2 separate regions of the Homo sapiens genome follow, and region 2 is linked to region 1. Evidence: chromatin contacts called from ENCODE Hi-C data. All regions are on one chromosome and are shown on one strand. The core of a region is the stretch at or near the end of the contact, and the rest is flanking DNA. Distances in the headings are between cores, read along the strand shown. Region 1 has its middle 110 kb from the start of SORBS2. Region 2 overlaps LOC124900830 (a long non-coding RNA gene).

Region 1 (5,127 bases), core at 1,487-3,986:
CTGAAGAAAGCTGGAAAGAAGAACCTTCTTGGCCAGGCGCGGTGGCTCACGCCTGGAATCCCAGCACTTTAGGAGGCCGAGGTGGGCGGATCACGAGGTCAGGAGATCAAGACCATCCTGGCTAACACGGTGAAACCCCGTCTCTACTAAAAATACAAAATAATTAGCCAGGCGTGGTGGCAGGCGCCTGTAGTCCCAGCTACTCGGGAGGATGAGGCAGGAGAATGGCATGAACCCAGGAGGCAGAGCTTGCAGTGAGCCAAGATCGCGCCACTGCACTCCAGCCTGGGCAACAGAGCAAAACTCCGTCTCAAAAAAAAGAAGAAGAAGCTTCTTATACATGAAATCCATGAGATACTGGGGCCCCACGTGCCTGACTCTCCCGCAGTGCTCAAGACCTGTCTATAAAGTAGTTTTTCTCTTTGTTCAGGGAGTTAGACAAAGAAGAAATATGTTTTCTTTTTTTCTTTTTGAGATGGGGTCTTGCTCTGCCACTCAGGCTGGAGTGCAACAACAGGGTCATAGCTCACTGCAGCCTCAGACTCCTGGGCTCAAGTGATCCTCCCGCCTCAGCCTCCCAATGAGCTGGGACCACAGGCACATACCACCACTCCCAAATAATTTTTATTTTTTATAGAGACAGGATCTCTCTATGTTGCCCAGGCTGGTATTGAACTCCTTGGCTCAAGGAATCCTTCCACTTTGGTCCCCCAAAGTGATGAAATTACAGGTGTGAGCCACTGCCCCCAGCCAGAAATATTTTTTTTTCTATGCTTCTTCTTGCCCTCTATAAGTGACTTAAATATTCTCATGGGTCATTTGAGACCTCAGTCCTTTTTGATAAAGCAGAAGGGAAAAAATGGACAGGAGGCCTTCAGTGAAAACAAACCAGCAATATGAGTATTTTTCAGAAATTAAGAAAATAAAACAATTTATGTTAAATCAACAAGGTGACATATCAAATAAAACAAATCAGAAGTCCGTGTTGGTGATGAAAATGATAGGACTTGTGTATCCCTTGAGTGTTCACCATATAACAACAGTACCTATAAGGGCTTTGAAAAGAAAAACTGTCAAAATTAATCAAGATTCATTTTTGGGAAAAGATGACATATTTGACAAATTAAACCACTTAAGGAAAGAATAGTAGAAATGACATATAAACTTAACTTTATTTCATCAATATAGGTAATTGAAGTAATTGGGCTTTTATTTTGTAACTAAATATATGTAGTTTTCAAATTAAGATGTAATGGAATTTTGACTAATACTTAATTAGGAGCCTTTGGTTAAGAACTGAGTGCTCTCTCAGCAAACTAACACAGGAACAGAAAACCAAATACCACATGTCCTCACTCATAACTGGGAGTTGAACAATGAGCATACATGGACACGGGGAGTGGAATATCACACAGGGGCCTGTCAGGGGGTGGGGGGCAAGGGGAGGGAGAGCATTAGGACAAATACCTAATGCATGTGGGGCTTAAAACCTAGGTGACAGATTGATAGGTGCAGCAAACCGCCATGGCATGTGTATACTTATGTACCAAACCTACATGTTCTGCACATGTATCCCAGAACTTAAAGTAAAATAAAAAATAAAAAAAAGGACTGAGTGCTCAAAATTTTTTTATAAGTTAGGAAAACCAAACAAAAATTATATATACACATATATAATATGTATAATATTATATATAATATGTATACCTTATGTATGTAAATGTATTGTTGTATGTAAGAATATATTTTATATACATATAATATTCACATATATATGACAATGTGTAATATATATTATATAATATGTGGTATCATATTTCATATATATCACATATAAAATTGACTTGATTTTATAATAGCATGGCAGTTCAATAAGAAGGAGGAAAGTAAAGAACCGTAAAATCCTCTTTGTTCAACTTTTCCTTGGCTTGTGGCTTATATAGAGCTATCCTAGGTTTCTTCTGCTGGTTAAGGATTGCTTATTTGTGATTAGGATTAGTTGATAGAATTAATGTCAGGGTCAGCAATGGATGAGTCTGTAAGGGGAGCCCGTGTGCTCTAAAGTGATGATGAAAGTCACTTTCTTAGAAATAAAGATCCTTGTGCCACATCAAAAAGCTTTTAAATATGTCAATTAACCTCGCATGTTTCCTAAGTAAACAGAGATATGGGCAAAGGTAAATCTATAAGGATGTTTATCAGAACAATATTTAAATTATACTAATATAAAATATAAACAAACTGTGCTCCAGAAGTAGTATACTTGTGTTTTAAAAATTGGCTTTTATAATAGAATTCTACATTGCCATTAAAAAAAAAACAAAACCACAACTTGAACATTTCAAATCAACACGTCCAAAACGAAACGCTTTCCAACTAGATGTCCTCCCATCATTTATATATGAGTGTTTCCATCACCTCCGAGATGATCATGCCAGATACCAAAAATTGTCCAATTCCCCTATCTCCTTTTTTGTCTCCCTAATACAGCCCCATAGTCTGTAGGCGACAAGGCACCGCCTCCAGGACTCAGCCTAAACTCATCCACTTTCCTCTACCCGTGCCGCCACCACGCTAGTTCGAGAGACCATGCCTTCTTGCCTGGAAACTATGCTGTAGCCTCTTACCACGGCCCTCTTGGCATTGCAGCCAGGGCAGTCATTTTCAAAATGCAAATTAGACCACGCCCACTCCTGTGCTTAAAAGCCATCAGGTCCTCCATTTGTTTCACGTGAGATCCCAAGCCTGGCACATAGCGCGGTTATAGCGCAGTCCTTGCTCTCCAGCTCTGTTTCAGCTTACTCTCCACCTCGCTGTCTGCACTCCAGGAAGGGTAGTGTGGCTCCTCCGAGTCTGTGTGTGCTGTTCCCTGTGTCTGGAATCCTTCGCTCCCACACAGCGCTCCTCCCTTCCATCAAAGAAATTGCCTTCTTATCTTTGACCTCTCAGCTTAAGTCCTGTCTTGCCAGAGGAGACTTCTATGCTCTGTGATATGGATTGAGTCCCTAGTTAGTTCTTTCTTATAGCGCCCTGTCACCCTGCACCCGGACTCTATATTGCATATATGTTTTGTAATTAAAATTTCATTTGGGCCTAATACCTGCTTGACCCATGGGATCGTAACTCTGAGAGGAGGTAATCTTGTGTGCTTTCTTCTCCAGCCACCTCCCCCATGCCTACCGATACAGTGCAGATGCTGACAGTTGTCACTCAGCGAAATGTGTAGAGTGAGTAAATAATGTCTGACATTTAACAGTCATCATCATATATTTCCAAAATGTATCTTTTTAAATAGACATGAACAAATATACGCGTCTCATACATATTTTGAATATGCGACTATGACACTAAGAATGCAAGCAAAAGTTATAATGGTTCTCTCTGGGGGGAGATGCGTTTTAAAAATATATTTCTGTGTTTTTCAGTTATCCATTGAGTACTTTCATCCTTAAAATTAGAAAAAAAATGTGCTATTTTGTAAAATGTGTCCCTTTCTTGCACTAATTATAATTCTGACCACCCACCACATCCTATTCTGCCTCTAGGGCTAGGACTCTAAGACAATGCGTTTATCAATTTTAAACCCAGCTGTACATGTACATATTTAAGGACCAGTGGCATTAGAGGATATATTCTCAAAAAGAAGAATGACTGTTTTAGGGAAAAAGTCCAAAGTGGCCTCAGCAAATCACACAGTTTATCAGAATATTAAGTAATAATATAACAATGAGAATGTCATAGATGCAAACAAAACCATTGTCTTATATCATGGCAAGCTGTTTTTGTGTTTTTGGTCTCAACATTCATATAAACTCAATCAGTGGCAACTTTTTGGCTTGAATATGGCCATTGTTTTAATGCTGCGTGTATTCACTGAAAAGCCTTGTCAGAGTGATTTTTGGGGTGGGAACAAGTTGATACGACTCGGATGACTGGAGGAACACCAGGGTTCTTGGTCTCACGCCGATAGGATTAATGACACGGACACACATGGAGTGGTTTCATGGAGCGAAAAGTTTAATAGGCAAGAAAGAAGGAAGGAAGAAGAAAACAGCTCCCCAGTATAGAGACGGAGGGAGTGGGGATTGGAACAAAGAGAAAACTCGCTGTGCGGCAGCAAAGTGGCTGCTTATATGAGGAGTCTGGAGGAGGCGGTGTCTGATTTGCATAGGGCACAGGGGATTGGTTTGACCAGGCATGTCATTCACATAGCCCGTGAAATAACTGGCCCTCCCACCCTAGTCTTTTAATATGCAAATGCAGGGCGCCATGATGTTCTACACACGTGGGGTTATGTGGGGCAGCCATGTTGCCAGGCACTTGTGGGCACCAGGAAAAGACAGCGGGTATTGCCTTGTTTGGGTGGACCCAGTTTCTAATGGCGTACATTTGCATATCAAAGCTTGCCGGTGGGGGCTTTTCTGCTAGGCAAGAAATGTTTCTTGAGCTACTTTAAAAGAAACAAAAACTTGGCAAGGACCCTTTTTCGTATCTGCCTAAAATAATTTCTTATTAACTCCTATAACGAAGTGAGGTTTCTGGCCCCACGGTGAACTTTTGCTTCCCCAAACTTCTAAGGCAGGCTCCCTCCTTGTGCTCTAATGGACACCACCCACTCACTCCCTGGCAGTGTGGACTACTCGTCTTTTCTTGTAAATTGTGTCTCTTGAGGCTGACTGCAAGCTCCCTGAAGGCAGGAGAGCATCTTCTGTACCTCTGTATATCTATCCTCACACTCACAGACCACTCAACCTGTTCATGTACTCATTTCACTCATTCATTCATGTCACAAATATTGACTGTGACCTCCTGGGTTCCTGGCTCTGCTGTACCACCTGGAGATAAAGAGCAAAACAGATGAGACAGATATCTGCTTTCATGCTGCTTCCATTCTAGTGGAGTAATACACATCGCAAAGGAATGGTCATTTATTGATTGAGCGTCTTTTAACAATTCTTGTCTTGAAAATTAACTGATTTTAGTATTCAGGAAAGTATCCAAGGAAATAAGAGACATATTTTTCTTCTTTAGTTCTTTTAAATAAATTTCAGAATTTTTTTTTAAATGTAAGAAGTTAATGTTAGAACCCTGATACTGTATCTAAGGAAGGAGGTCGTGTAGAAGTGT
Region 2 (5,127 bases), core at 662-3,161, 73 kb before region 1:
CATTATTCTTGTTAGGTAAGATTCAGTAACATTTTTCCAAGCAATAAAATACTACAGAGAACACTTGGATGCTGACTGCTCTTAAGACAGTAGCTCAAGTCTTAGGCACAATCAGGGAAAATATGAACATATAGTTAAGGAATTAACGAAAAGAGAAGGATAAAAAATAATTTTTCTTTGATAAGCAAAGTTGGGAATCTCTGACTAATATAATGATAAAGGCTGTACCATTTAATAATTGAGAATAATGTCAGTGCTTACAGAAAGAGGGAGGTCAATTTGTATAAAAAATAGTACACTACCGAAATACTACAAAACTAAGCATGAATAGGAAAAGTAATGATGGAAGCCCACATATGTCAAAAGTTAGGTTAAAGCTTCAGGCCCTGGAGACTTCCAAGCCGGGTTCTTTAATGAGTGAATGAAGTTAATAAACATGTAGATACCATCTGAAGGAAGTTATGAAAGCCTACAGACTCTGGGTATTTTATCCTTAAATTACAAATGAGGAAAGAGTTCCTGATGGAGGACTCTGGATATCCAGCTAAACCTCCCTCCCTTTACTCCAGAGCAACCACCCTTGTTGCTGGGCCCATGGCTGCCCAGTCAGATACCACATTTCCAAGTCATCCTTGCAGAACCGATGCAACGGTTCTCACCAATGACATGAGAATAAAGTGATGTTTGCCACTCCCGGTCCTGGCCTTCAAGTATCGGGCAAGCACCCTTCCATACTTTCTGTCTGTCTCTCTCTAAAATGCTGAGGTCCTATTGGACCCTGGGGAAAACACCCCAGGGAATGGAGGAAAAGAAGATGGAAGGAGCTGGTTCCCTGGAATGCCCCCATGGAGAGGGCCACACCGTCAATTCAGACCCCTCACCGCAGTGCGCTTACGTGACAGTGAAAGAAACGTTGGTTTTTAAATAGCATGAACATGGTTTCAATTTGTTTTACGTCTGTTGTCTTGGCATCATTTTAAATGGCATTCCCTTTCGCTGTCCAAGTGAATTACACGTCACCCTATTTTAACTCGGGGTATCATGGTACCTCTTTATATCGGCAGCTTAGTTTCCCTGCAACTGATAGAGCCAGAACCACCACCTGCAACTCGGATGCTGACACAACAGGACCTAGAACCTGTCCACTGAGTAAGCGGCCAGGAGGCAGCAGAGGAAGGCATGTTTATTTCAGGGTAGGGAACCAGTGAGCCTTGTTATGCGCGGGGAAATGTTTGCAAGACTGTCCCCTGTGAGTGAAACGTTTGGAAGACTGTGCCCTGTGAGTGAAACGTTTGGAAGACTGTGCCCTGTGAGTGAAACGTTTGGAATACTGTCCCCTGTGAGTGAAACGTTTGGAATACTGTCCCCTGTGAGTGAAACGTTTGGAATACTGTCCCCTGTGAGTGAAACGTTTGGAATACTGTCCCCTGTGAGTGAAACGTTTGCAAGACTGTGCCCTGTGAGTGAAACGTTTGCAAGACTGTGCCCTGTGAGTGAAACGTTTGCAAGACTGTGCCCTGTGAGTGAAACGTTTGGAAGACTGTGCCCTGTGAGTGAAACGTTTGGAAGACTGTGCCCTGTGAGTGAAACGTTTGCAAGACTGTGCCCTGTGAGTGAAACGTTTGCAAGACTGTGCCCTGTGAGTGAAACGTTTGGAAGACTGTGCCCTGTGAGTGAAACGTTTGGAATACTGTCCCCTGTGAGTGAAACGTTTGGAAGACTGTGCCCTGTGAGTGAAACGTTTGGAAGACTGTGCCCTGTGAGTGAAATGTTTGCAAGACTGTGCCCTGTGAGTGAAACGTTTGGAAGACTGTCCCCTGTGAGTGAAATGTTTGGAAGACTGTGCCCTGTGAGTGAAATGTTTGGAAGACTGTGCCCTGTGAGTGAAATGTTTGGAAGACTGTGCCCTGTGATAACCTGAGAGGCAGACAACGTGTACCGACCAAACCCGGAGCCGTGGTGCCAGAGTGTGGATCTGTGTTGCTCGACCTCGCTGCGTTAGGGAGGTTTTACAAGATAAATAAACACAGGCAAGAACTAGCTCCTTCTAAAGCAGAGATGGAAGAAAGCAGATGGGGCTGGGGCTAGAAATCCCTCCTGCTTCTGTGCTCTCAATGGCAGTAGATACATAACTTGGTTTTCAGAGCCTTTCTTAAAGGCCTACTGTTAAGCCAAAGCCAAAAAGATCCGATTAGGGGTGTTACCTCTACCTATAAGCTCACTGTTTCCCATGGCCTCAGAACTGGTGCCTTTACAATAAAGAGAGGGATGGATCCCAAAAGCCAGGCCATCAGGCAGGCCTGAGAACTATGTGCAGGCTGGAGTTCTGTGCGCGGTTTCTGGAACCTGGGACTCAGTGAAAGAAAATAAACACACGAAGAAGCCCACAAAATTTTTAAAAACCACAAACCTGGTTTACAAATGCTTGTGACTACTTGAAACCTAAGCAAGCAATTAGCCCCACTCCACTTTGGATATGGGTGTGGACACAATGCATAGAGAAGACCCTTTCCAAAAGGTGAAGCCAGCTGTCATAGCTAGATTCATGGGAGATGGTGATCAAGGGTGACTCCGGGAGGCGCAGAGCCAGCCGCAGTGGGGGGAAGTGTCCAAGGACACGCTCAGGGGCAGGGTGGGGCGTGAGCAACTCCTGCCCAGCTGGGGACCATCAGAGATCCGCCCTTTGCTCCTCCCTTTGCTCTTCCCTTGTCCCAACCAGGTCTTCCCTGCAGATGTGCTGTTCCAGCTCCACCACTGTGGTTGTGAGTGGGAGGGACATAGACAACTGGCCCTTTAGCTGGAGGCCACTGGGCAGTGAGCCGCTACCTCTGGACCAGACCAAAAAGACCCTCCAGGCCAGGCGTGGTGGCTCACTCCTGTAATCCCAGCACTCTGGGAAGCCGAGGTGGGTGGATCACCTGAGGTCAGGAGTTCAAGACCAGTCTGGCCAACATGGCAAAACCCTGTCTCTACTAAAAATACAAAAAATTAGCCAGGTGTGGACACCTATAATCCCAGCTACTTGGGAGGCTGAAGCAGGAGAATCACTTGAACCCGGGAGGCAGAAGTTGCAGTGAGCCGAGATCATACCATTGCACTGCAGCCTGGGAGACAGAGCGAGACTCTGTCTCAAAAAGAAAAAAAAATCCTCCAATACCGATACTGCAGCAACCTAGACCTTGGGCTGGGGGAAATGCAGAGGGGACTCTGGGGGCTCCCCGTGGAGGGCGGCACATGTGCCTCGTGTGTCTGTGCGTGGGATAAGAGCACACACAGATATCGGGTGACACTGGAGGGGTCTGAGCTGGACACGGCTAGTTACCAGATTGGCTTCACACTACGCAAACACTGTGCTGATCCTTGACTTGCGGCTGGGCTTCCAGGATGATGTTTCTGAACTTTCCATGGAGAGAGTGGTGGCCTTGTGACTGAGTTCCAGCCACTGGAGTTTGAGTGGAAGTGACATCTGCCACTCTGAACCAGGGCCTTAAAACACTGAGCATGCACTTCTCGACCCTCTCCCTTCACCCGAGCTGGTAGACGCAGGTGCCTCTGACCCGGTTCCCATCATGCAGAAGACGATGTCCTAACCAGATGGGAGGAACGTGTTCTTTGCCAGCCTGCACTTCCCACCACCTAGGGATGGCTTTCTGAGAAAGAGAAATACACATAAAGGTTTTTATGCCACTATTTGGGGGATTTCTTTGTCACCATACTAAGTCTTCACCCTGATGGTAACCAATTATAGCTATTTGTAAATTCAGTTCATCCATCTGTCGGGTAAAGCAATGTGTGGTGACACCTGCATGGTGTCAGACACCACAATAGATTCCTAGGCCCATGTGCTGGGCTACCAGCCAGTCACTGCCACTCTGCGCTCAGGCATGGTGCTGTGCCCACGGCCTCTTGGCAAGCCTGCAGGCTTCTGGCCATGCCACCGCCTGCAGAATCCCAGAGTGTACACAGTGGGACTGGAACCCAGAACTCGCTGACTCTCGAACTGTTTATCTTTCCATTTATAGATGTTCAATTTGGTAACAGATTTGCAAACGCACTAAAATTTTTCAGGAATGTAGGTTTTGCGTGTGTGTGTTTTTAACATATCAGCCATGTTTATTTTGCCTTTTCTATTAGACGTTAAAATTATGTTGCCAATATTTTGATAACTTGATTTTTTAATACAAATAAATAAAAGCATATGCCCCATGCCAATTTAACTTCATTTGCTTAGGCTCTGGGAATTTTCCATATACTTCAAGTTATAATTTTGGATTTTGAATAAAGCAACATTTTAAACTCTAAGAGTTCATGACTGTAGTAAATACTGGGTACAATATATTTTTCCATGTCTTATAATATATTGAACTTTGTAAAGAAATTGCCATTAAAACTTTTAAAGAAAAATATACTTTGGAAGGAATGTTCTTTGGTTTATCTTGGTAAATTCTCCCTAGTTATCTAAAATCGTATTATGGAATGTTTACTTGTTTGTGGAGGAAACACTGAAGGAGAGTGTTCCCCATCAGGTAAAATAATACATGATGTCCAGATGGTTCCTACCTGTACTAATATGAAACAGGAAAAATGCGGGAAAAGAACAATTTCCTCATATTAAGGTATGAAGGTATGTTCTGGAGGCTTCATTCACTTTTTTTTTTTCTTTTTTGAGATGAAGTCTCGCTCTGTCACTCAGGCTGGAGTGCAATGGCGTGATCTTGGCTCACTGCAACCTCTGCTTCCTGGGTTCAGGCAATTCTTCTGCCTCAGCCTCCCTAGTAGCTGGGATTACAGGTGCCTACCACCACACCTGGCTAATTTTTGTATTTTTGGTAGAGACAGGGTTTCACCATTTTGGCCAGGCTGGTCTCAAACTCCTGACCTCAGGTGATCTACCTGCCTTGGCCTCACAAAGTGCTGGGATTACAGGTGAGAACCATTGCGCCCAGCCTTATTTTACTTTTTAGGGTCACATATGTCTTGTAAATAATGTTAAGTAACCTACTCAAGAAATCAGACGTCACTTCTTTGAAATTCTCATAATCGCAATGAAGTTGGGACCCTCTCACCACCCCAGATTTCTATTTTGTCTAAATCTTACTGCAGCGTTGTCTCCAGCCTGGTTCCTGA

What was found. Hi-C counts contacts between places; a loop is a spot of excess contacts on that map. Pooled maps may share reads with other maps.
Region 2: a map of heart right ventricle shows a loop between it and region 1 (2.0-fold over the local background). The contact joins two enhancer-like sites. A Hi-C loop is called at or near these places in 9 of 168 maps with a recorded cell type or tissue (Right ventricle myocardium inferior, cardiac septum, heart left ventricle and 3 more) and 1 of 50 pooled maps.

The regions. Positions count from the first base shown.
Region 1 is chr4:185,923,749-185,928,875 of GRCh38, reverse strand. It overlaps a transcript of SORBS2 not described here. Among named protein-coding and RNA genes, the nearest start is that of SORBS2, 110 kb to the right of the region's middle. Within about 2 kb of position 2,736, at least 3 of the 41 ENCODE cell types and tissues checked have a DNase peak (open chromatin) inside an H3K27ac peak, as active enhancers do; they include heart left ventricle and heart right ventricle, where a contact is called at or near this core.
Region 2 is chr4:185,996,239-186,001,365 of GRCh38, reverse strand. The region is part of intron 2 of LOC124900830 (a long non-coding RNA gene); the gene reads left to right. Among named protein-coding and RNA genes, the nearest start is that of TLR3, 70 kb to the left of the region's middle. Within about 2 kb of position 1,911, at least 4 of the 41 ENCODE cell types and tissues checked have a DNase peak (open chromatin) inside an H3K27ac peak, as active enhancers do; they include heart left ventricle and heart right ventricle, where a contact is called at or near this core.